3 separate regions of the Homo sapiens genome follow, and all the other regions are linked to region 1. The links are chromatin loops, found by intact Hi-C in ENCODE. Cell type or tissue: heart left ventricle. All regions are shown on one strand. Each heading gives the region's core, and the rest is flanking DNA. Links, peaks and the distances in the headings are about the cores only. Region 1 has its middle 25 kb from the start of RAPGEF4. Region 2 overlaps PDK1 (pyruvate dehydrogenase kinase 1). Region 3 overlaps PDK1 (pyruvate dehydrogenase kinase 1).

Region 1 (6,466 bases), core at 982-5,981:
CAAGGTTTTGGGTTATACATAGAGGGAGGAATAGGGAAAAGTATGTCTACTCCATCTTCCCAGAAACAAAAGTCTTGAGAATTGTGTGTTAATAGTTATTTTCTGAAAACCATTGACTTATAACTAGGGACCACACATTTGTTGTAGGGATCTTCATTTGTTAGAAAATAGAAATGTTTGCTTAAAGTTCTAAAGTTTCCACAGAAAAATGGAATTTACAAATCCACATTATACTAACTATGACAATTCTCCAACCAGTATATAAGAACTGTGGAGGAGGGAAGCAGAGTGCTTAGGGAGTGGGGAATACATGGAGGATAAAACCATTTAGAAAAATGACCAGCCAGGCGTGGTGGCTCACACCTGTATCTCAGCAGTTTTAGAGGTCGAGGTGAGTAGATTGCTTGAGTCCAGGAGTTCAAGACCAGCCTGGGAAACATGGTGAAACCCTGTCTCTACAAAAAATTAGCTGGGCATAGTGCACCTGTAGTCCCAGCTATTCGGGAGGATGAGGTGGGAGGATCACCTGAGCCTGGGTGGTAGAGGCTGCAATGAGCAATAATTGTGCCACTGCAGTCCAGCCTGGGCGACAGAGTGAAAAAAAAAAAAGAAAAATTGCCAACAGGATTTAGTGATAGATAATTAAATTAAAACTATGGTTGCTAGTAACTCTAAGGAAAACAAAAACTTGGTTTTTGTTGATATTTAAATTGTCATAATACTATAATTGCTTTAACTGTAGGGGGAGGATAGTAGCAAGAGGAGTGTGCAAGCACATGTGTGGCTTGGTTTAAGAGAGTTAAATCATCAACTATTTTAATAGTTTCTCACGAAATAATGACAAAAAAGATAAATTAAGAAATAGCAGTATACATATATCATTGGGAAATATGGAAATAAATCCTGGGAAAAACAGCCAAAATAATTGATACAGGTTGAGTATTCCTTATCTGAAAGGCTTGGGATCAGAAGTGTTTTGGACTTCAGATTTTTTTGATTTCGAAGTATTTGTACATATATATAATATGAAAAACCCTAGGGATGGGACCCAAGTCTAAACACAAAATTTATTTATGTTTCATATTCACCTTATACATATAGGCTGAAGGTAATTTCATTTTTCCCTTGGGAATGCTGAATAAACTAGTGTTGTCCACCTGTGTTTTGACTGGGACCCATCGCATGAGGTCAGGTATGGAACTTTCCGTCTGTGGCATCATGTTGGTGTTCAGCAAGTTTCAGATTTTGGAACATTTTGCACTTTGGATTTTCAGATTAGGTATGCTCAACCTGTAATTGATAGCTGCAGTCAGAGATGGGACAAAAAGACAGCTGATAAAGAGATTTGTTGTTTCTCTCTCTCTCTCTTTTTTTTGTAGCCATTTAGCACTATGTTTTTAAACCTTTGCAGGTATAATGATGTCATAAAATAAAAATTAATTGGAAAATAGTTAAGGGTATTTAAAAAACAGTAGATGGATAAAACAATACATCTACTACCACCACCACCCTAAGCCATCTTTTCTCCTGGAGTCCTAGCCTCTCGTCTTGTGGGACCATCTCTCCTCACAACTTGCTTTCAGCTATTTCAGCTCCTCTCAGTTCCTCAGCCCCTCACTATTTCAAAAACTCAAACATCTTATTTTTCTTATTCAGAGAAATATATATTCTTGTATTTCATCAAAGTCATCCCTGAGTGCTAAGTGAGTCCACCTACCAAATGACCCATCAATATGTTTTGTTGAAAAAAGAAATGAAGTTAGTTCTGTTAGGGAAAAGGAAAGGCAACGCTCATCCCAAATAAGTTTGCTGTCAGTCTTGAAGCTAATTCTTGCTTAATTTCAGCAAACTTTTCATACATTCTTTGTGAGGGTGGATGTGGAAAATACAGGTAGTCCTTGCTCGAATGGTTACATTGTGTATCAATTTCAGTTACCACCATTCAGTTAAATAACAGCAGTCACCCAACGGCACAATTCAAATTTCAGTTACCATGGCATACTAACTGTGAGAAATTGCATAAAGTGCCAACTTTGCTGCTAGCTCTTAGTTCACAAGTCACTATGTAAATAACGGATATGCATCAATGATCAGCAACTGATCACATCACTTCTTCCAGTCTGTTCCTGATGGGTCACGGTGCATCTGTTATTCAATTCAGTGATGGACAGCAATGGTAGTATGGTCTTCTTATCGCTCAGTGATAAACCCACATGACATTTTACAAAAATGAATAACTGAAAAAGACAGTTTGCCAACAAAGACGAAATTGCAGTAAAGAAAAAAAAAGTGATAATACTGCAAATGAAATTTGAAGTGAACATAATGAAGTTATAGAGGAAATCGCTGACCCTGGGAATGTTGACCCTGCTACCACTGGAGAGATTCTGGGTATGCAGCCAGGGGAACTTAGTGCAGGTGAACTCATGACGTAAGTGACGAAAGTGGCTGTGAGGAAATGGATGAAGGTGTGCCAGAGGAAGCGATGCTGGAAAAAACTTTCACGGTAAAGGCACTCTTAGAGATACTTCACCACATCCAAAATGCAAAGGGTAACATGTTGGAAGCTGATCCAAATTCACAAAGGAGTATGACAATCAGCTGAGACATGTGAAAGATGCTTGTTTCCTACCATGAGTTCTGCAACAAGAAGACTGAAAGCATAATTCAAAGTACTCTTAATATATTTTTCACAAAGAAATAAAACACTTTCATTCCAATGTTTCTTATATTTTAAATTACAATGTGCTAAATAACATGCTAGTTTTAGTATTTTTTCATTTCCTTATACATGTATAAGTTTTAATGTTTTGACATTTCCTTATACATATACAAAGTTTTAATGTTTTGACAACAATTATTAAAGGTCAGGAAAGTTATGAAGATTGCTTTGCATGGTTTAGGCATGCACAGTCCTTTTTATGGTCCTGCACTACTGGGCAAAGCAAGGACTGGCTGTAAAGGAAATTAAGAAATTCATGTTTTCCTTCTTTTCTCTATACCAGCCTGCCCTCTGCTGGAGGTGCCAGAGATCAGTGAAATTGTCAGACTGTCAAGCTACAGACAGGTAGTTCTCAACCTTTTATTCTTTTCAGCTCTACCCCTTTGCTGCCACCCTAGAGGAAGCAAAACATTCCCATGCAAAAGCAAGGATGCTCTAATTCTCAGTCGAGTGAGTCATTATATCCACATTGTGGAGAAGGCTCTCATGCCACTAAACAATTACATCACGTAACTAAATTCTCTCAATGTGATTCTGTGCTCTGAGTGTAACCTGATACAAGCCTATTATTGGAAAGCACATTGGAAGTTATTTAGTCCAACTGGTGGCTATGCCAACTTTCACTGCAAAACTAAAATTTTTCCTAGGTTGTAAATGAGAGCTTAGAGAGCATCCTCTTTAAGCCTAGATTGGAATTTTGACTATGCCAAATTTCCCCTGACATTTTCTTCTCTTATTCCATTCCAGCAATTGTCCTCACTGGCTGGACAATTTACTTCTAGAAATGTTTAGCATTAATAGTGACATAAAGATGTCTCTTGTGACCAACAGAAAGAGCCATAGTGTGTCAGTGTGTTTCCAGAACTTTCAGATCTGCTTCCAAACTATTTTAGTTCAGAGATAGTGCATTAATCTCCTCTTCCACTCTGTCCCTACCTTCCACCCTCACAGTTTACATTTCCAAATAAAGTAACAATTCTTTGCCCAGCAGTTTAGTACAAGCAGTTTAGGTCCGCAGGAAATGCTTAATAAATAATGGTTAAATGTGTGAATAAACTAATATATTTCCATTCCTTAATGGAAGCAACCAAAGTTATCACATGGTAATGAGAATAGGAATTTGGATGCAGGCAAATTGTGCATCTATAAATTTATAGAAGGCTGTCAAGACAGCTCTCTATGGCTGGGTACAGTGGCTTACACCTGTAATCCCAGAACTTTGGGAGGCAGAGGCTGGTGAATCCCTTGAGTCCAGGAACTCGAGACCAGTCTGGGCAACATAGTGAAATGCTGTCTCTACATAAAAATTAAAAAATTAGCCAGGCATGGTGGTGCAGGCCTTTCGTCCCAGCTACTCGGGAGGATAAGGTGAGAGGATCACTTGAGCCCGAAAGGTTGAGGCTGCAGTGAGCTGTAATTGTACCATTGCACTCCAGCCAGGGCAACAGAGTGAGAACCTAGCTCAAAAAAAAAAAAAAAAAAAAAAAAAAAAGAGTTCCCTTTGCTCAAAAGGAGAGGAAGAGATTATAGAACATTTAGGAATATGTTCTTATCTGTCTTATATTTTTGTTGTTGTTAAAAGATGTTACATATATATTAGTTACATATATTTACATATATAATGTACATATATTTACGTTTATTTGCATATAGAGTCATATTAAGACTGTTAAGGTTATAGGTTTAAAAGACTAGGTTAGAAACTATTGTCTTAAACCTCTAAGATTCTGAATTGTCTGTTTTGTTAGAACCCATGGGTTTTCAGTTTCCCCTGTAATAAATTGTAACAAATATAAAAAGAACAAGATAAGTGAGTACTTTTATTTCTAACCTGCAATAGTTCACAAGTAATTTAACATATAATGTGGCTTTTACTATTATTGTTGTCATGGGATCCTTAGGTTGTCACTTCACCAGCCAGGAACCTCTGTGGCTGTCGGCACCTTTGCCCGAGTTTTGCTTGGGCCGCTGGGCTCTTTCTGCTCTCTTGGCCTCGCAGGCTTCACTTGGCTTTCGCTACTGGCTCCGATCCCATGGCTGCCAAGGGCAAGCTAGGCACAGGGCGGTGAGGGGTGTGTGAGCGAGCACGGGGTCCAGCCACTGCACACAGCCAGGCATGCTAGCTGCGGTGGGGTGGGCAGTTCCAGGTGCCGGCATGAGTGCTGGCTTCCTGCTAGGCTGTGGTTGGACCAGGTGTACTGCAAGCGGCTTCCACTGTGGACACCCGGGAATGCAGTGGCACCTGAAGCTTGGAGATACCAGGAACCACAGAGCCCCAAAGAGGGTGTCACAGCCGTGGCTTGGGGAACTCCTAGATCTGGGCTTCCCAAAGAGCTGCAGCTCTTCTCTCCTTGTTGCCCACAATGTGGCAAGCAGGGGTGGAGGGTGTGTTTTGGGCCTGTTTGTGTTACAGCTCTTTCAGTCCCAGCATTCAGCAGGTCCCAAGTTCTTGTCCCACATCCAGGAAGAATGAGGTATGCAGATAACTGCAGGGTGAGCAAGGTGAAGAGGTGCTTTATTGAGCAGCAGTTCAGCTCTCAGGAGACCCAAAGTGAGTAGCTCCTTTCTGCAGGCAGGCTGTCCGAATGTCTCTGTAGCCATCAGCAGAGAGGAGACCTGGTGTGGGTAGCTCCTATCTGCAGGCAGGTCTTTCTGATGTCTCTGCAGTCCTCAGTGGAGAGGAGACCTGGAGTACCTGGAGTGGGTAGCTCCTATCCACAGGCAGGTTGTACAGAGTGTACAGCTCTCACTGGAGAGGAGACTCATGGTGGGTAGCTCCGCTCTGCAGGGAGGTCGTCCTGCCATCTGTCCAAGTCCGGGATTTTATGGGCTTCAGAGAGGAGGACCTATGTGCTGATTGGTCCATGAGCAGCCATGTGTGGGCTTGGAAAAAGTACTGTAAGTTTTCACTCCAGTCCGTGGAACTGGCAGCCTGGTCCCCAGGCTTCAGGTGGGGTTTTATGGGGGACTAGCTCCTTTCTGCCCAGGAGCCTGTCTGCCCCCTGCCACTGTTCATGGTGCCCAGGCTGTTCGAGCTGAGGGATGCCTCCAGGCCCGTGCCGAGCTGCCCACAGTGCCCCCTTGGCCACTCTCTCATGCTTGTTGGTGCCCAAAGTCTGGAGGGGGCCGAGGAGGCAGGGGGCTGGCGTGTCAGCACTGTCCTGAGCATGTGCACACCCAGCCCGGTTGTGACAGCACCTGGGCTTGGTCACAACTTTGCTTTGAAATTGGAGCGGGTGCTGGGAGCAGGGAGAGGCCAGGCAACGCGGGCAGGCACTTCTGTGCCTGTGCGGACAGGGGGACTTCCTGGGCCTCCAGAAGCACAGGGATGCCCAGGTCCTGCAGCTGGGTGGCTGCAGCTGTGTCCGGGAGGGCAAGGTTCCCGCCCCTTCAACTGGGAAGGGGGTGTGGATCCCGTCTGTTCCCGGCTCCCCCGGCTCCATGGAGCGCACAGCCCTGGCTGCAGCTAGTGTCTTTTCAGCAGCCTTTCCAGATAGGCCACTGCTGCCATCACTATTACACAAGTTTTTTCCTCACAAGAGCTGCACAGACACCTCTGGCCACAAGGAAAGTTATCATACCCATTTTATATTTGGAGAAAAGACGACAGATGAAGAAATGGAAATAAATGCCTGATTTTACAGTAGATCTGGGAACAAAACACTGGTACCACTAATTTATTTCACTTCATTAGAGTAGTACTTTTTGTTGCTAGCGTACTCCTTAAAATAGTTTTGAAAAACA
Region 2 (6,466 bases), core at 897-5,896, 120 kb before region 1:
TATTAAGTCATGAGATATATCTATTAGGCTGCAACAAGCCATTTTCTACTCTTGCTCCTAAAAGAGATAACACATTTTATATGATATTGCCAAGAGCAGTATTGAGATACCATATCCGGAATTGGTTTCTTCTGGTAGGTTCTTGGTCTTGCTGACTTTGAGAATGAAGCTGCGGACCCTCATGGTGAGTGTTACAGTTTTTAAAGATGGTGTGTCTGGAGTTTGTTCCTTCAGATGTTTAGATGTGTCCAGAGTTTCTTTCTTCGGTGGGTTTGTGGTCTTGCTTGACCTCAGGAGTGAAGCCACAGACCTTCGCAGTGAGTGTTACAGCTCTTAAAGGTGGCATGTCTGGAGTTGTTTGTTCCTCCTGGTGGGTTCATGGTCTCGCTGACTTCAGGAGTGAAGCTGCAGACCTTCGTGGTGAGTGTTACGGCTCATAAAGATAGTGCAGACCCAAAGAGTGAGCAGCAGTAAGATTTATTGTGAAGAGTGAAAGAACAAAGTTTCCGCAGTGTGGAAGGGGACCCGAGCGGGTTGCCACTGCTGGCTGGGGTGGCCAGCTTTTATTCCCTTATTTGGCCCCACCCATGTCCTGCTGATTGGTCCATTTTACAGAGTGCTGATTGGTGTGTTTACAAACCTTTAGCTAGACACAGAGTGCTGATTGGTGCATTTACAATCCTTTAGCTAGACAGAAAAGTTCTCCAAGTCCCCACCCGACCCAGAAGCCCAACTGGCTTCACCTCTCCATCCCCCCTCTAAACAGTATACCCCAACTGTTGTTGGGAATTGGGCGATGACCGCTGTAGCTACTTCTTGCTGGATAGGGGCAAAGAAGGGGCCCTGCAGTTGTAGTGTCCTCCAGAGGGGAACTCTTTAGGCCAGTGAAAGGGCCAGCGGGTCAGTCCAGGGGTCCTTGATAGAAGTTGTTAGTTGAGTTCATTTGGGATTCCATTTGTAAGACCATCTATAGCTTGATGGCCTTGATTCTAGAGGAAACAAATTTGACAAGGAGGTTAAAAATACAGGGTCCGAAGGTGAGTAATAGCAAGATGGCTGTCACAGGACCTAGAAAGGGGAGAAGCCATGTTGCCCAACTCCAGAGGTTGGTATAAGAGTTTGAAAGGTGTTGTCTGATTTCGGAAGACTTTTCCTGTAAACGCCGGGCGGCATCTCATACTATCCCTGACTGGTTAGTGTAAAAACAACATTCTTCTCCTAAGAAGGTGCAGAGTCCTCCATTCTCAGCAGTGAGGAGGTTTAGGCCTTGGCGGTTTTGGAGAGTCACTGCTGCCAAAGAGTCTATTTGGGATTGTAGAGTAAGGATAGATTTCGTTATTTCTTGCAAACTGTCTAAGAAATCCTTTGAGAGTGTTTGGTAGTAGGATAATGAAGTAGATAAACTGGCTGTTCCGGTTCCTGTAGCAGTGGCCATTTCTAACTCTGTAAGTAGGGGTATTAGTTGTATGGCCCTGCGCTGATGGACTTGAGCTTTGAGGGGCACTGATAGGGTCTGATTTCCATAAGATTAGAAGTTAAGATAATAAATGTTACACTGTTAACTTTTAGCAAACTTTACTTTTGTTGAAAACCTTGTAAGTTTGGAATTTCAATTATTCCTTGCTATTAATAAGACCTCGTTCAGTCCATATTAACTTAAAATTGGTATAGATGGCTCCTTCCTGATTCTGTAAGTACTTTAAGGTTTGGCTGAGTGCAAACAGCTCGCATATTTGAGCAGACCAATTATTAGGCAATTTTCCTAACTCTGCTTCTACAATAGTTTCCTTATTACTTACTGAGTACCCATTGTGTCTTTTTCCCTTAATCGCCTGGGAGGAAACATCTATTGTCCTGTCCTGAAGGGAGTTCCTCCTGTGTCTGGTCGGACCTTCAGATTTAGATCCCCTGTTAGGAAACCTGCTGGGTTAAGGATTTTTGATAGGAAAGCTACGGGTTGTCAGTGGTCTCAGTGCTTCCGGGCTATGCCCTTGTTTACACTGACAACAAGGTGGTATTGGAGTGTTATAGGGTTACAGAGAAGACCTTCAATTATCAGTTATAGGTTTTAAATTTACCCTGGCTTTTGAAGGAATAGGGTACACTGTTTTTTCTTTACTACTTCTATCTCTCTTTCTCTTTGACTTCTTTGCCTCTCTCTTTCTGACTCCTCTTTGTCTCTTCCTCTCTCTGACTTTTTGTGTCTCTCTTTCTCTCTCTCTCTGACTCCCTCTTTGTCCCTGTCTCTTCCTCTCTCTGTCTCTGACTTTGTCTCTTTCTTTCTTTCTCTCTGACTCCCTCTTTGTCTCTCTCTTCCTCTGTCTCTCTCTCTGACTTTCTGTCTCTTTCTCTCTTTCCTTTCTGCTGGTCTTTCCCTGCCTCTGCCAGCTGCTTATGCTGCTCTTCTCCCCTCTCCTGGAGAAGTCCGCAGACCAAGAACCCACTGGAAGGAACCAATTCCAGACACAATACGACCGAGCAGGCCAGCAAGGAAAAGCAATATGCTTTTTCGAGACCAACCACAAGTCATTTTATAGAAAGAATAAAGAGTTTTAAATGACCAGAGGGAAGTCAGCTGATACAGTACTCAAGTAAACCTCAGCTTAATCATTGTCAATGCTTAAATATTAATTATATTAAATATAATGCATCTCTCAGATGCGGGCTCTGATAGCCCCGTGGTACTCAATGGCATCTATCTTAATTAGAAAAGTATTTCAGTGTGTGTCTTTCTGAATAGAATTTTGTTTTTCTCATCAAACAGGCTGGTTTTGGTTATGGATTGCCCATATCACGTCTTTACGCACAATACTTCCAAGGAGACCTGAAGCTGTATTCCCTAGAGGGTTACGGGACAGATGCAGTTATCTACATTAAGGTAATAGCTGTAGTCTTCTTGATTTAATATTTCTTTTGATGATAAGAACAGATGTCCATACTTAACTGTAATGAAATTTAACTCTACCACATGCTGTTTAAATAGAAAAAAACTATGGTTTTTTGCTGGGGATCTCACCCATTTTGATAGATGATCCCCTAAAACTATGGGGAAAGAGATTTGTATCCTGGAGTGATTAGGACTCTGTCTATTAATAGGAAAAAAATTGGGTTAAAGTAGAGAATCATAAGTTATATATCATACAAGTTTAATTTTAACATAAAACACATGAATGGACATTGATAACGCCAAACTTTTGATGTACTGCCAAGGCTTTTTTTTTGTATATGGGTCTGCAGATTGGAGTGTCACATTGTCTTTTTTGCAAAAGCTGTACTGACAGTGCATCATTTTAGTTTCTTTAAACCAACAAGTGCATACTCTTTTTGGACTTTTATGCAGTCCTTTACAGATACCTCCTGACTGATTTGACAGCAAGTTTTATGTGACTTTCCTTCATGAGTCTTTCCAAAACATTCATCTTAGTTTTCAAGGAAACATTCCCCTTTTTATTCTTTGCTTATGTAATAAATTTTGTAATTATCATGACAGAATTGTACAAACAGATTTGGGAACAAGCACAAGTGACTCTTGGTAAGCATATAGCTTACCTAATGGACACAGAAGCACTTAGTCTGCTTGCCTGGAGTGTTCAATGCATTAAGGAGGGTTCCACACATTTTACATGGTGGAAAAACACTAGGTTCCATCATTCCCCTTCTTCGGCTAACTGGTGGCTGTTTATGCCTGATTTAGTGACTCTAGTTTCTTGTTCTGGCCACTAGATGGCATCTATTTTATAGGAAATGTTGAAGAATTTATATTGGAAAAAATATCTGAAAAGACTAAATTCTTTCTAGATGGTATTTTTTGTTTTTTTAACCATGTCAATTGCGAGGGAAAAGGGCAACATCAATGCAATGTTTTTCTTTTTTTTTTTTTTTTGAGACGGAGTCTTGCTCTGTGTCACGTAAGCTGGAGTGCAATGGCATGATCTCGGCTCACTGCAACCTCCGCCTCCCGGGTTCAAGCTGTTCTCCTGCCTCAGCCTTCCGAATAGCTGGGATTACAGGCGCCTGACTAATTTTGTATTTTTAGTAGAGATGGGGTTTGACCACGCTGGCTAGGCTGATCTCGAACTCCTGACCTCAGGTGATCCGCTTGCCTTGGCCTCCCAAAGTGCTGGGATTACAGGCATGAGCCACCACACCTGGCCTAGTGCAATGTTTTTATGACAAAATGTAACATTTTGATCTAGCCCAGGAGTGTCCAATCTTATGGCTTCCCTGGGCCACAGTGGAAGAACAGCTGTCTTGTGCCACACATAAAATACACTAATGATAGCTGATGAGCTTAAAAAAGATTGCACAAAAAAAAATCTCATAATGTTTTAAGAAAGTTTACAAATGTGTTGAGCTTCATTCAAAGCCATCCTGGGCCGCATGCAGCCTGTGGGCTGTGGATTGGACAAGCTTGATCTAGCCTGTAGATCAAGAAATTCTGGAATATTTAGAGAAATATGGAGGTGAAAGGTTTTTTGTTCTACCTTAGGGAAAATAGAAGATAAGAAGTCTTAGAGAATCATTAAAATTGTCAACATCAAAGACTTTAGCATTATCAGAATGAGATTTTCTTGTTCAGGGTGTTCTGCATCTTAGGAAATGCCTTTGGCCTGGGATGGAAATACTACTGAAAAATCCTAACTTGAAGAAGATAACTAGAAATGTAGTTTATCTCAGGTTCCAGTGACTTATAGGAAGCTGAAATACAATGGAGAATTACTGGTAATAATATATGGAAAACTGAAATCATGCATGATGCAGAAATCTTGTGCACAGTGACTGAAATTGGAGGCCGGAGAAGACACAGATTCAAACCCAGGGCCAATAAATGTTCACGAAAAAGCTAAGATGCCTTAGACATAGATTTCTATTTATTAATAATGTTATAATGAGTTTTTAAATTTTTATGTATTTATAGAGTCAATATCTTGCTTTGTTGCCAGGCCGGAGTGCAGTGGTACAATCATAATTCACTACAGCCTTGAACCCCTGGGCTTCAAGTGATCCTCCTCTCTCAGTCTCCCAAGTAGTTAGGACTACACCCATGTGCCACCATGTCCAGCTGATATTTTTATTTTTTGTAGAGACAGGATCTTGCTATGTTGCCCAGGCTGGTCTCCAACTCCTGAGCTCAAGCAATCTTCCTGTGTAAGCCTCCCAAAGCACTGGGATTATAGGCATAAGCCACCGTGCCTGGCTTGTGATGAGTTTTTTTTAAAGCACAGTGACTATGCTGAAAAAAACACTATTTCTTCTAGTAAATAATTAAAATAGAGTTCATTAAATTTATGTGCATCTATTAAGATACATATATCGATTTGTATGCTTTTACATTTAACCAACTTCTTCAGTTAGCCAACTCTGATCTGGGTCATGTTTTGTGTAAAATTTCAGTCCAGCAGCTTCCAGGATGGCTGGGGAATTACTGTAAGCAACAAACTCAGTCAACCTGCACATCAGTCAGTGCCATAGATTTCATAAATAACACGTTTCAAATATACATACCATTTAAAAGTATATTTAGGTGGTATAAGGATTAATAAGATACTAATAGAATATTATTTAATTTGTCGTAACCTTTTTGCCATTGTCTATTTTCTCAAATAATGAATTCTAAAAAATGCCAGACTTAATAGGTCTTAGGTTTTTCTTTTTCAGGCTCTGTCAACAGACTCAATAGAAAGACTCCCAGTGTATAACAAAGCTGCCTGGAAGCATTACAACACCAACCACGAGGCTGATGACTGGTGCGTCCCCAGCAGAGAACCCAAAGACATGACGACGTTCCGCAGTGCCTAGACACACTTGGGACATCGGAAAATCCAAATGTGGCTTTTGTATTAAATTTGGAAGGTATGGTGTTCAGAACTATATTATACCAAGTACTTTATTTATCGTTTTCACAAAACTATTTGAGTAGAATAAATGGAAACTGAATTCCATTTGTGCCCGTTAAACCTCCTAAAGGATGAAATTGCACCTATTTTACACTTATATTTTCACAGTTAATTGAACATATTTTTAAACAACTGTAGTTTTGGGCAACTTTTCACTTTGTGGTAGACTTCAGAAGTGTGGAAATCTTCGGGTTTCTATAGGAAACTAGTTTTTTTTTTTTAAGAAATACTTTCATTTATGTTTGCTAGAAACATTTTCTAAATGATAGTGATTAGCTGGTTAGCCATCTTCCTGTTATTTGGAGGAGTTCTGCCATCTTTTATTCGGTAGTGACAGCTGTAATATGGTCTTCATGTTTATCAGTGACTTGACTACAAGTAAAGCAGAAAACAGTTGGCCTGTAATCACAGAACCAGCCACCCTTCGGCGTCTACATGCATTGTCTTAGCTCTGAGGTTAATTTACCATTTTTAAATTTTATTGTAAAGAAGTGTAATGACTAGCTCTCTGTGGATCTATGCCAAAATCATGGGCCATCTTTTCTAAGTGTACTTCTGATTAATGCAAG
Region 3 (6,466 bases), core at 670-5,669, 110 kb before region 1:
TAAGAATACCATTAACTTTATGATAAAAATTTTGTAAGTGGAGAAGAAATGGATATATTTCTAGGAAAACAGTAGAAGATCCATCTAAGATTTTGACAATTTAAATCAACCACTAAGGAAGTGGAATCAGTAATCACAAGTCCACCTCGCCAAAAGACAATTTTTGAAAGATGAATGTTACCAAAACATCAAGAAACTGATAATTCCTGTCTTATAGAAACTTTGAAATGAGAGAAAGCTACCCAACCCATTTCAGAAAGTTAGTAAAATCTCAAAGCTACACTTGAGCAAAGACTGTGAAATATTAATAGACCAATCTTGTTTATGAACATAGATGGAAAAATTGCTGATGAAATATTGGCACATTGAATGTAGCAGTGCATAAAATATTGTATCATGAGCAAAAGGAGAATCTTTCCCAGGAACAGGAGGATGTTTTAATAAAAATATGTAATTTACCTCTCTACAGATTAAAGGAGAAAAACTATATGATCACATCAACAGAAACAGGAAATTCAGTTTCTTTGGGGGATAGTTGTAATTAAAAGTGCTTAACTCACTTATATAAGCCATTAGTGGATGTTACAATAAACCTCGTATAGTGTCAGATGTAAGACAGACATACTGGAATTGTCTATGAGGTTGGATCCATGGGCCTGCCATGGAAAATTTGTTGAGTAATACGTCCAAGGCGTCACCATTTGCCAGGCGTTGCAAGTATCACCATTTGCAAGGTGTTAACAAAAAGTTACCTGCCTATGGATTCTCCTTTCTAACTCTGACCTAATATTTTGGAGCATAGAGGAAAGAAACATCTTATGTTTCTGTGTTTGGGTAAACATTAGACTTATAAAAGGGCCTAGGGTTTTTTTGTTTGGTAAACCATTGCCTTTCCTGCTTTGGTGTGGCAAATCTTCCTTTGGAGAAAAAGGTCCCTTTAATCTTAAAACCAACTCTCAGTGACCAACAAAAGCAACAAATAGGAACAACCACCCATTAAGAACCATCAGGTGATGCCTCATTTGCTGTGGTGCACAGCTGAACTTGATTGTTACTCTTGGATCAGGGTTGGCTTGATAAGGACTCACTTAACCAATGGAAAGTAAGGTTAAATCTTTGTAAGCAATGCTCCTGATGCGAATCACCTGGAGATCTTGAGCAAATGCAGACTGGTTCAGCAGATCTGGAGTGGGGCCTGAGATTCTGCATTTCTAACAAGTTTCCTGGTGATATTAATGCTGCTGGTCTGTGAGCCATACTTTGAGTAGCAAAGGACTAAAGGTTGTGAGATAAACTGCTTTTAGCAGCCCAAAGGGCCAGCTGGAAAGACGAGACCAGTTACAGAGCAAATGGCAAGACAGATCTGGTAATCTGATTCTTAGAGTACTTAAAAAAGATAAGAAGGATCTATTCCTGATATACAGGGTACTTGGTGGATGTGTCCATGACCTCGAGATCGAAAACCCATTAGTTAATCTTTGTGACATCTGAATTTTAAGGATCTTACCCAGTGAACATATAACTAGTGGAAATCCTGATAATTGGCTAATGCAAGGAAGTGATACCCATGTGTAATGCTTATCTTTGTATCCATTTCATGGGGAAGGTCATGGAAGACGACAGCAAACTTGAGTGGTTAATGAGAGCTTCACTAATGTTGTCTGCTGCAGGCAATAAGTGAAGTCTCTGGCAGTGGGAAGCATGGACCCAAGACCGAAAGCTCTGGCACTTTATAGCAGTGGTGGGGGGTAGATAGGACTTAGTGTGGCCCCTTAAAGAGCAAGGTCCAAGTGATTTTCTCTGGTGAATGTCGATGTGGATCTAGTCTCCAGGGTTAGATCCAGGCAGGTAACATCAAAGTCAGTTGATAAGACCTCTTATGCCTGTGAATGGAAGGCCCTGATAAAACTTCATTATTAATGTTCTGCATTAATTTAGCGGATGACTATAGTCATTTCACATAATCTAATACATGAATGTCCTGTATGGGTGACTGCTGAGGGTTTAACAAAGGAGAGTCCATTTATATTTGGCTGGTAAGATCGATGCTTCTGTCACTACTGATGGGCAAGGATATTAACATCAATATCTAAAAAAATTCTGAGATTTGGATTGTGATGTGTTAAATTTCTAGACCAATTTGAGGAGAATTTAACAATAGCTTTTCAATTTATGAACATGGCGTATATCTTTTTTGGCGGGGGGTGAGGACAGAGTCTTGCTCTGAGATTACCCAGGCTGGAGTTTAGTAGCATGATCTTGGCTCACTGCAACCTCTGCCTCCTGAGTTGAAGCAATTCTCCTGCCTCAGCCTCCCCAGTAGCTGGGATTACAGGCGAGCGCCATCATGCCTGACTAATTTTCGTATTTTTAGCAGAGACAGGGTGTCGCCACCTCAAGGGATCCACCTGCCTTGGCCTCCCAAAGTGCTGGGATTTATAAGCGTGAGTCACCGTACCTGGCCAGACATAGCATATATCTTCCTTTACATAGATTGCCTTTGATTTCTTTCATTGTTACTTTGTAGTTTTCAGCTTACAGATTCCGCGCATATTTTGTTAGACTTAAATCTAAGTATTTGCTTTTTTTTTAACTTACAAATTTTTTTAAAAAAACGTTTTTCCTCTCCAATGTTCATTGCTAATACATTTCACGTTTGAATCTCCAGTTCAGAAAAATCATGGCCTCTGGAGTTTTACTGAGGACTAGAGATAGCTAAGTAACATAGTTCCACCTTATTCACTTGGTCTTTGATGTGGTGTCCATAATTGAGTAAATGGCAGTATGTCCAATGGCAACACCATGAACTTGACTTTGCCCTCTTGTCTAGCCCTCTCCATTTAGACTTGGAAGGGTCAGCAGTAAAATTTCACTGGCCCAGTCCAGGGCTGCTTGAGTGTTACTGTTTTGTGCCACAATATGATGTGGCCAGACTACTTTTCTAGTTTCGAGATTATTTTGGAGCTTTATATTGGGTATGTTCTTATCCAACTATCATTAGGGGCATTGATCTCTGATGCCCTTTTCTTTCTTATCTTCCAAATGGCAGGCAGTAAATGGCTTATTAAGCAAGTATAAGATTCAAGATCTCAGCCCCAAAGATACATTTGTAGATGCCAGGCTTAACATTCCTGAGGCTCTCAGAGAAAACTTTTCCCTCTATAGACTCCCCATTTTAAGAAGGAGGCACAGGGCTTGGTTGGCCCATTTAGTTAGTGACACACCTATATTACTCTCCTTGGCATCTTACCCCAGCCCATCCATTGGGTTGTGTCAGTCTTTTATTTCTAAGTGAGGATCCAGTCAACAGGAGGCACAAGAGATAGAACCAAATACCATAATGCCTCCTTCTATTCCACTATGAACAGTCAAGGACACTGGAGGCCTCTGGGTGGGACACATAGGCGTTCAAGAGCCTCTGAGCTTAAAGATATGTGAGTGGAGCTAACTAGACTGTCCAGGTTTGGTCTACACTGTAATTTTTTTTTTTTTTTTTTTTTTTTGGAAGCAGAGTCTTGCTCTTTTGCCCAGGCCAGAGTGTAGTGGTGTGATCTCAGCTCAGTGCAGCGTCTGCTTCCTGGGTTCAAGTGATTCTCCTGCCTCAGCCTCCAAGTAGCTGGGACTACAGGTGCCTGCCACCATGCCCAGCTAATTTTTGTATTTTTAGTAGAGACGGGGTTTCACCGTGTTGGCCAGGCTGGTCTCGAACTCCTGAGCTCAAGTGATCCTCCTGCCTTGGCCTCCCAAAGTGTTGGGATAGCAGGCATGAACCACCGTGCTCAGCCTCTCTGTAAATCTTGAGTCGGCACTGAGCTCATGAAAGCTGTGCTGAGTGGGTTTCTTTAGATTTTCATTTTCATGTTTGCCCCATTTATGCTAATATTAATTATTGGAAAATAATTCACCTACTTTGCTTCTCTCTGACCAACATAGGGGCAGGATCTGTGGAAAGACATTTACCACCTGTTTGAAAAGGTCAGCGTGCTGATATTCACTAACTACTACCCCCACAACTCCCCCTCCCCCAAACCTGATAGATGCTATAATTTCTGCAGTCCAATCACTATTCTTCCCAAACTCCATGAGCCAGATTTTATACATACTTTGCGTGACCATAAAACTCTGTACTATTATAGACATAAAACCATTTAATTTCATAGATACCTTCAGTGGTGGCATCACTGGGTCCTCTCTTGGATAGCATAGTCCTATGACCAAATGGGTCAGTCGTTGATCAGGCTTCATGAGAATATGATCGCTGGGAGAAATATACAGCTAATTTAACAACAAATGACTGTCCTAATTCTGGAGACCTGGGAAGTATTGATGAGAGTATAGTGATCATAAGCAGACATTGGGTGCTTTAGCAAAGCCAATTTGCCTGCATCCTCTGGAAGGTAAAGAAGATCTCCTCTCTCTTAGAACTTAATCAAACTCTTGGCATCCACAGAAGGCTAGGAGGATGTAATGAATACTTACCATTTTTGTGGAAGCCCACAACCTTTTGAATGGCCTTTCTATACTTTAGTGAACCTCCATGTTATGAACCTTACTTCCTCAAGTCTCTTTTGCTGCTAGGAGGCAGACAGTAACTTCGGTAATTAGAAACATCTGCACTCAGCAACATGAAGCACAAGTTCTGTGCAGTTGTCCATATGCTGTCATGAGTTTTGCCATATGTATCATCTGGCTTTCAGAGGACCTTTCATGGTTGTCAGGTTAAGTTCCTGATACAGAAGTGGCATCAGTGCTGGTGTTAATGGCTGCAGTAAAGTCAAATTCCTAGATTTTAGTGCTCTGTGGTAGCAGAGAGAATGGTGGTAGTTTATTTTTTCTTTCCTTTTTTTTTTAAAAAAAAAAAAAAACCTTTTTCATGTTGAAGTTCACATGACCTACAACTAACCATTTTAAAGTGTAATTCAGTGTCATTCAGTACATCCACAATGTGCAATCACCACCTCTGTCTAGTTCCAAAACATTTTTATCACCCTAAAAGGAAACCTTGCACCCATTAAACAGTGGTAGTTTCTCTATCATGCCACTTTTGTAGCATGCTTTGGGGTCTTATTCCTGGGATCTTTCTCTACAGTGGTATGATTATATAAGGGTGGAAATATAAAAGAGTAAGCCTTTAGAAACAGTTTGTGTCTAAATTAGCTCTCAGGCATATTGTCTTCAAAGGAATGTTTTAAACCAGCCAAAGACTAACATCAACATGCTTACATTTTGAGTCCAAAATTAAAATCCAAAATAGCCAAGCATGGTGGCTCACGCCTATAATCCCAACTACTCCAGAGGCTGAGGTGTGATAGAATTTCTTGAACCTAGGCGTTCCAGGCTGCAGTGAGCTATGATTGTGCTGCTGCACTCCAGCCTGGGTGACAGAGCGAGGTTGCTTCTAAAACAAAAATTTGAAATAGTAAGTGCTTTGATTTTTTTTAATATAGAATCAAACAATTGTGAAAATATAATTGGCTAAGTTTCATATACAGTTCTTTCTAAAACTCCTTCTGTTCTCTAAGATGTAGTTTGAACCAGCCAAGGATGATGGCTTCAACATGTCTCCAGTTGTTTTGCCACTCCAGGGCCTGACTCAAACCAAAATAAGACTTGCTGTTACCCTGAGACAAGCCAACTGTCATTGCTTTAGCAACCACTACGGCTACAGGTTGTTGCATCATGCCAAGCTCTGTGTTCTTTCTAACTAGTAGAATGGAGTGGGATGGTATCGTGATGGTGAACCCAAAACAATGGTACTAGGAAGGAGGTTGGCCAAACTCAGAGTGGAGGCTGACCCTGTATCTGGTTGTAGCAGAGTCGGTCCTAGGGGAACAGGCTCAGCAGCAGCAAGGATGCAAGGACCAGAAGGCAGCAGGGGAAGGAAAAGGAGCAGGGGATAGGGGAACTTTAGGAGCAGAGTAGTGTTGATAACTGGCATCTGGAACCTACAGTTTCCAGTTCAGAGCAGTACACCATACTCAGTGTATACTTACACTCCAAGACATTTCCTGGGCAGTGATCTAGAAATGATATTTTTAAAAGGAGCTGTGTTTCAGTGTTAGACTGTAGTTATCCAAGCAGTATCAGATAGTGTGCAGTTTTTGTAGTAAAAGGTAAAAATCTGAATAATAAAGTTTATTAATAACAGTTTTAGTTAATACTTGACTGACATTGAGACCCTTGATGCAAAAAGGTAAGTAGAAGAGAAGGCTGTAAACACAAGACCATCATACCCTGTGGGGAATTTACAATCTAAATATAACAAACATATAGAGTGAGATAGGAGAAAAGAAATGGGATGATAATGATATTGCTGTACTAAAGTCTATTTAGGAAATGGAAATATATAGCAAGAGGAGTCAGCTACTTGGGCATTGATCAAAGAAAAATAAACATATAGAAGGAAAGAAAGGTCGTTTTAGTTTATAACATTTTCCTTCCGATTCTAGGTGATTATATAGCTAGT

The links. Peaks named below come from ENCODE experiments on the same cell type or tissue, not always from the same donor. Only the 100,000 strongest peaks of a DNase experiment are listed, where the experiment ranks them.
Region 2: it touches region 1 in a loop (4-fold over the local background); 66 of 110 quality-filtered maps call a loop at or near these places.
Region 3: a loop joins it to region 1, with 2.5 times the contacts of the local background. A loop is called at or near these places in 69 of 110 quality-filtered maps.

What each region holds. Positions count from the first base shown.
Region 1 is chr2:172,707,680-172,714,145 of GRCh38, forward strand. It overlaps a transcript of PDK1 not described here. Among named protein-coding and RNA genes, the nearest start is that of RAPGEF4, 25 kb to the right of the region's middle. RefSeq lists an enhancer at 5,400-5,957. In heart left ventricle, for the core only: a CTCF peak has its summit at 3,024 (motif pointing left); a DNase peak (open chromatin) is centred at 4,762; H3K27ac peaks cover 1,341 bases.
Region 2 is chr2:172,590,171-172,596,636 of GRCh38, forward strand. PDK1 (pyruvate dehydrogenase kinase 1) reads left to right here. Exons shown (of 11, transcript NM_002610.5): 10 at 2,765-2,878; 11 at 5,659-6,466. The coding sequence ends at 5,799. Among named protein-coding and RNA genes, the nearest start is that of PDK1-AS1, 37 kb to the left of the region's middle. RefSeq lists a silencer at 1,768-1,975. In heart left ventricle, for the core only: a CTCF peak has its summit at 3,722 (motif pointing right); no DNase peak of the experiment used is centred there.
Region 3 is chr2:172,601,890-172,608,355 of GRCh38, forward strand. PDK1 (pyruvate dehydrogenase kinase 1) reads left to right here. Exons shown (of 11, transcript NM_002610.5): 11 at 1-6,466. Among named protein-coding and RNA genes, the nearest start is that of PDK1-AS1, 49 kb to the left of the region's middle. In heart left ventricle, for the core only: no CTCF peak of the experiment used is centred there; no DNase peak of the experiment used is centred there.